Linked DNA regions of Homo sapiens: region 2 is linked to region 1. Evidence: chromatin loops called from intact Hi-C (ENCODE). Cell type or tissue: endothelial cell of umbilical vein. All regions are shown on one strand. Each heading gives the region's core, and the rest is flanking DNA. Links, peaks and the distances in the headings are about the cores only. Region 1 overlaps PER2 (period circadian regulator 2). Region 2 overlaps LOC124908002 (a long non-coding RNA gene).

Region 1 (2,908 bases), core at 161-2,660:
GTTGAATTCGCTGATTCTCTGGAGGTCCCGTCCAGGTGGGGCCCCTGCCCACATGGTTACTCAGGCAAGAAATGTGGACATGGCAGCACTGCCCTGCCATGGTTCTTCCCACCTCGGGCACTAGCCTGGGACTATTCCCCAGGGAATGCAAGCTGACATCCCGAGAGCACCCCCCCGGTGGGAAGTTCTACAGAAACAGATGGCGTTGCCAGGGAAGTTCCAACAGCTGTCTTATATGTTAATGCTTCTGAAACTGGACACATTTCACATTTTGAAACCAGCACTGGACTCAGTACCAACAGGAATAAAGTTTTTTAAAACGCACTTTTAATTCGGGTATCACTTACTTCGTTCACTTGGCTGCCCCTTGGATCTTTCTTGCAAGTAGTAATGGCAGTGGGACTGGAAAATGCTGAGTTTTCTTATTTCTTTGAACTTCTGCAGGAAGCTCTGCTCCTCCTTCTGTGTGTGTGCAGCGAGTACCTCCTTGGTGAGGCCCAGCTTCTTGAAGGGCTCCTTCTCTTGGCTGAGACCACAGGCCAGGGCAGGGCCCGCCAGGCAGTCCAGGGATTCTGGCCCACTCGCAGCATCTTCCACCATCTCTGTAACACAAGAACCCAGGGCTCTGGTCCACACGTGCCCTGTTTATTATTTTAAGGCCACACTATATTCACGAACAAGACAAATCATTCACGTATAAAGTAATTTCATGATGCCTGTGGCATGAGGATGAGACTCACAGCGTTTTCATTTAGCTTTCTGAGAAAGTTCATGGCAAAAGGCAAGAAGCAGAGCAGGACAGCCCTGACAGCCAGGTGCTCAGGAACCTGGGGCTGAACAAACGGAAACGTGGGGAACCTTGGGCTTCAGCTCTGCTGCTGAAGATATCCCTCGGCTGTCCTTAGCTTTCAGAACACCAGAAACTTGGATCAACGTGCTGAGTCTTTCCGGGTTTGGGACCAGGCATGGTGATAGATGGGACCCTATGGGCCCATGGGGCAGACAGGACAAGGGACAGGCAGGGCCACTGACCATCCTGAAAGGGAGGGCTTGGGGACTGGATCTTGGACATACACTTTTTCCTTATCATTTCCCTCTTCTTAGTAAAGAACAAATTCAGGATTCATTTTAATCATAATATTCTAAAGAACAAGAACACTCAGCCACCAATGCGCTCATTGTAAATCTGTTTACCACCTGTACTGGCTCCTGTCCACAAACAGGGAGAGCTAACGGTCGCACCTTCTGCTGGGCAGAGGAAAGAACCCCAGGCCTGCCCAGGGAAGAGGGAGGTGGGGCCTCGCTCCCAGTGCTCTCCGCACCAATTAAAGGGGATAAGATCTTGCACCACAATCAACCCTCCTGCGTTGATGCCAGAACAGACAACTGCCACTGGAGGGCACCACAGGGCAGCAGAGACCTGGACAGGTTGCTGCCTGGGCCCTGGCTGGCCGCACTCCACCCTGCATTTTACGTAACTGGATTTCCTGAAACGCCCCCTATCGGGCTATGGTGGAGTTCTTCTGCACTTAGAAAAATTTAAGATGGCAAACTTCTTGTTTTCATGGTTAAAAATCAAACTGCTCTCTGATCCAAGAGCCCATAGTCATACCTAACTCCGGCTGCGGCTTCTTGTCTCCCACATGGACGATGGTGCTGCTGTAGCTGCACTGGCTGGTGAGCGACGCCACACTCTCTGCCTTGCCCGGCAGTGCCAGCGAGGTCAGGTGCGTACCTACTCCCGTGCGGCTGTTCACCCTGGAGGGCGGCTCTGCCTCTTCATGAGAGGAAGGGGGAACAAACATTAGTGTGTCATTACAATGCACTGTGCAGATGAGAAACCGACACCCAAGTGCCCATACAGCTTCCACACCAGGGTGCACACAACCCATCCCATCCCATCCCACAGATGCTCTGGCCCAGGCATGGGGTGATTTGTCCCCAATGTTTATTCATAGAAGAATAGTGGAAAAGAGAAAGTTCTGAAATGGGAGCAGTTACACACTTAAATCCTGAGGCCTCTGCAGGGAGGCGCAGCAGCTTGGCAGCTGCAGGGCACACTTGGTGAGGGGCTCTTGCCTGCAGCCAGGCAGCCCTTCTGCAGGCCTGTGGGGAGGGGCTTTCCGACAGTCAGGAGCCAACCATAATCCGGGATACCCTGTTTCTTTCTTTTTTCTTTTTTGAGATGGAGTCTCGCTCTGTCACCCAGGCTGGAGTGCAGTGATGCAATCTTGGCTCACTGCAACCTCCGCCTGCCAGGTACAAGCCATTCTCCTGCCTCAGCCTCCCAAGTAGCTGGGATTACAGGCATGCACCATGATGCCTGGCTAATTTTTGTATTTTTAGTAGAGATGGGGTTTCACCATGTTGGCCAGGCTGGTCTTGAACTCCTGACCTCAAGTGATCCACCCACCTCGGCCTCCCAAAGTGCTGGGATTACAGGCGTGAGCCACCGCGCCCAGCCGGGGTACCATTTCTAATCCTGGTGGTGAACATCAGCAACACTGACAGCGTTGTGTTAAGCAGCCTGGGATTTAATGTGATTTATGGGCCATGTTAACATTCAGGCCAAGGGCCCCTCTGAGACACACTGGAAAGAGGGCCTGCCCTAGACTGACAACTTGAGACCAGTGTGGCTGCATGAGGGGGTCAGCAGACGGCCCCTCAGTGTGGCCGCATGAAGGGGACCAGGAGATGTCCCTGCAGTGTGTCTGCATGAGGGGGGTCAGGGGACGGCCCCAGGCCTCCAGTAGCCCCACTGGCTTCCTGTTCTCAAAGCCAAGGCTCTGACAGAACCATCTTTGCCTCTAGTTCCTAAGAAGGGTGCTGACTTTTGAACTACTTTCATCATTTGAAAAACAGCCTACACCCTTACACTGTGTCCACAGAAGCCATGGGGACGTCTGAC
Region 2 (2,908 bases), core at 91-2,590, 160 kb after region 1:
ATTATGGTTTTGATTTATATGTCCATAAAGATTAAAGATGTTGAGTATCTTTCCAAATGCTTATTGGTATTGGTGTATCTTCTTTGGACAAATGTCTGTTCAAGTCTTCTGCCTATTTTTTTCTCTTTTGGTAGGGTCAGGGTCTTGCTGGGATGCCCAGGCTGGTTGCAAACTCCTGAGCTCAAGCAATTCTCTCCCCTTGGCCTCCCAAAACACTGGGATTACCGGCATGAGCCATTGTGTCCAGCCATTTTGCCTGTGTTTTAAATGAGGTTATTTGTGGATTTTTTGTTGTTGTTCTTATTCTCGTTACTTTTTACACTGAGGGTGGGACTCTATGGGTGCCAGTTCTATGCAAGCATTTCGTATGAGACTCCTGCTCTAAATTGGTTTCTGCACCCTATGCAGTCATCCAGGTAGAAGTTCAAGCTCTCAGCACACAGTTTGAGATGAGTGCTGGCTCAGACCCACTAAGCTGTCAGGGTTTCTGCCTTCTCTTTGCTTCTGGCCGCTATGGCAGCCTGAGGATGCCTCTAACAAGATGCGTTTTACATTTTCTCCAGCATTTTAGCTGTTTGTATCAGGAGGGCCGTCAGGCATCTAATCGCCCACACGATAGAAACCGTAGCTCCCGGACACTGATTTTCTTACCACGTCTTGACTTTTCTCTCTGCCATCAGAAGTATTTGCTTGTGTCTGAGAGAGCCCGAGGATTCCGTATAGGTAAATGCATCATTAGGGTCATGACAGAAAGGAGAGCGGGGAGTAAATGTGTGTCTACACCATGATTTTGTAATTTTATATGCCTGTGAATAAGGACATGAAGTTTACGTAGAGAAAGGAAAAGAGGTCATTTCTTAGACTGGTGTATTGGGGACAGCTTACTCTCCTTTTAAAAATGCACTCCTCCCTTCATCAGCCACGCAGTCAGTCAGTCAGTTGAGAGTGAGTCCTTGGCTCCAGCCCTGTCCTGGAAGCAGGAGACCCAGAGACTGAAGAGATTAGAAAGCGCCCGGTCCTGAGTCCCTGTGCTTGTGATGCTGGTTATGTACACAGTGAGCAGTGGCCTGCAAACGAAGTTAGGTGATGCAGTAATGGTATGCGGGTTAAACACTTTAACATTGGAAGGGCAACCTAAGAAAACAATCCCAGCAGTTTGGGAGAGAACGCCTAGTTCTCAAACAGATGTTTTCGAGGGACAACAGGAACCACTGGAAAAGAGTTTGAAGTTGTGACTTTCCTTAGAGTGGTGAAAACAGGATTCCATTTTCAAAAATGTCCTTTTCACACCACTAAGAAATGCCAGCCACAGAGGGGATCTCAGCTGGGGGAGGGGGCAGAAGTGTGTAGGGTTTAGAGAAAAGCCCAGCCCCCTTTGGGCTTCCAAGAGCAATTCAGAATTCCTATGTGGAAAAGGGGAGAGGGGCAAGTTCCCAGAGAGACGAAGGGCAGAGCAGCCTGGAGACTTCCTCTCTGCTGGGACACCGCCTGCTCCGGCTGTCGGCAGCCTTCTTCAGGTCCCCTGTCTTTGTAAAAAGTGCTGCTCAAAGCTGGGACTTAAACTAAACAGATTTCCTAGAGGAAACACACACACACCATCACACTCTGCTAACGTTGCTTTTATGGACATTTCCCTGAGAAATATTTCTCTCTGGAAAAATAAATTCACAGGATGTAATTAAAACCATGATGTGTGTATGTTGGCCAGGACTCTTCTTAAGTGCTTCACCAAATGGGCCACCAAATAAAGCAATGAAGGCCGGCTTTGTTCACGTCGATTAACAATGCTATTTATTAATTGTAACACAGGGCATTCTCTTGGTACTTTATGGTTTCAGAAACAGCCTTGCGGTTGGCCCTTGCCCAAGGCAGCCTCAGTTGTGACCCCAGTGTGACCTCTGCAGGGAGACACCGCGAGGGCTCCTCCGTGGCACTGGATGAGGCGACAGGCTCAGCTCCACCGACACGCCCATTCAGGCGTGTGTTTTCTGCTGATAACCTAGGGGAAAATACATTCCAAACATGAAAAAGTTCCTGAAAAAGAAACTGTTAGCAAAGCAGTGCTTTTGAGTAACAGGGCTAAGGGGAGTGAAGTCTTCTTACCCTCGGTGTGGCTCCTGGAGACGCCTTCCCGCTCTCAGCCCGGGCTCTCCTGCTGGGTCCTCGCCGCAGGGAGCGACTGTAATTCCAGTTTCCTTACTGGATGTATGAGCCCTGAAGCTTCGGAAACAGTTCACCACAGACCCGTGTGAAGCCCAGGTGCAGGCAGGGCTGCGCTCCCCCGACCCCCACGTTCTAGGGGAGGGTCCTTGTTGCCTCTGCCAGCTTCTGGGGGCCCCAGGTGTTCCTCGGCTTGTGGCCACGTCGCTGCACTCTCCACCCCCGTCTTCACGCTGTCTTCTCTCTCTCCAATCCGCCTTTGCCTTTCTCTTGTAAAGGCAGCTGCCATTGGATTAGGGCCTGCCCTAAATCCAGGACGATCTCATCTTGAGATCCTTAATCGCATCTGCAAAGACCCTTTTTCCAAATAAGGTCCCATTCACGGTTCCGGAGCTGAGACCGTGGACATCTCTGTTTTGGAGGCTGCCATTCAATGCCCCCATGCTGCTCTATAGGTTCCTTGGGATGGTGTCCAGCTTTGCTCGCCCCTGAACCCTAGAACCCCGCTGCCCTGGTGTGGCAGTTTGTCAATTTCAGAGCATGAATGCCTTTATCCATTGGTTCAGGAACAAGGCCTGGGCCAGCTCCTGTGACAGAATCAAAATACCCGTCCCACCAGAAGCCACTTTCGTGGAACCTAACTGTCTGCCAGGAGAGATAGGCCAGCTCCTCCGGCAGCTGCAGTCAGGTGAGGAGATAAATGCTGCTGGGAGGACCTGGAGCCAAGGCCCCAGCTGCGGGGCGGAAA

Evidence for each region. Hi-C counts contacts between places; a loop is a spot of excess contacts. Peaks named below come from ENCODE experiments on the same cell type or tissue, not always from the same donor. Only the 100,000 strongest peaks of a DNase experiment are listed, where the experiment ranks them.
Region 2: a loop joins it to region 1, with 2.1 times the contacts of the local background. A loop is called at or near these places in 2 of 110 quality-filtered maps.

Annotation. Positions count from the first base shown.
Region 1 is chr2:238,255,310-238,258,217 of GRCh38, forward strand. PER2 (period circadian regulator 2) reads right to left here. Exons shown (of 23, transcript NM_022817.3): 17 at 1,613-1,777; 18 at 348-602. Among named protein-coding and RNA genes, the nearest start is that of HES6, 17 kb to the left of the region's middle. In endothelial cell of umbilical vein, for the core only: CTCF peaks have their summits at 1,445 (motif pointing right) and 1,651; a DNase peak (open chromatin) is centred at 1,452.
Region 2 is chr2:238,419,618-238,422,525 of GRCh38, forward strand. It overlaps LOC124908002 (a long non-coding RNA gene), which reads right to left. Exons shown (of 2, transcript XR_007088163.1): 1 at 2,104-2,908; 2 at 1,769-1,999. Among named protein-coding and RNA genes, the nearest start is that of ASB1, 5.9 kb to the right of the region's middle. RefSeq lists cis regulatory regions at 1,678-2,363, 2,534-2,908 and an enhancer at 2,109-2,768. In endothelial cell of umbilical vein, for the core only: no CTCF peak of the experiment used is centred there; a DNase peak (open chromatin) is centred at 1,644.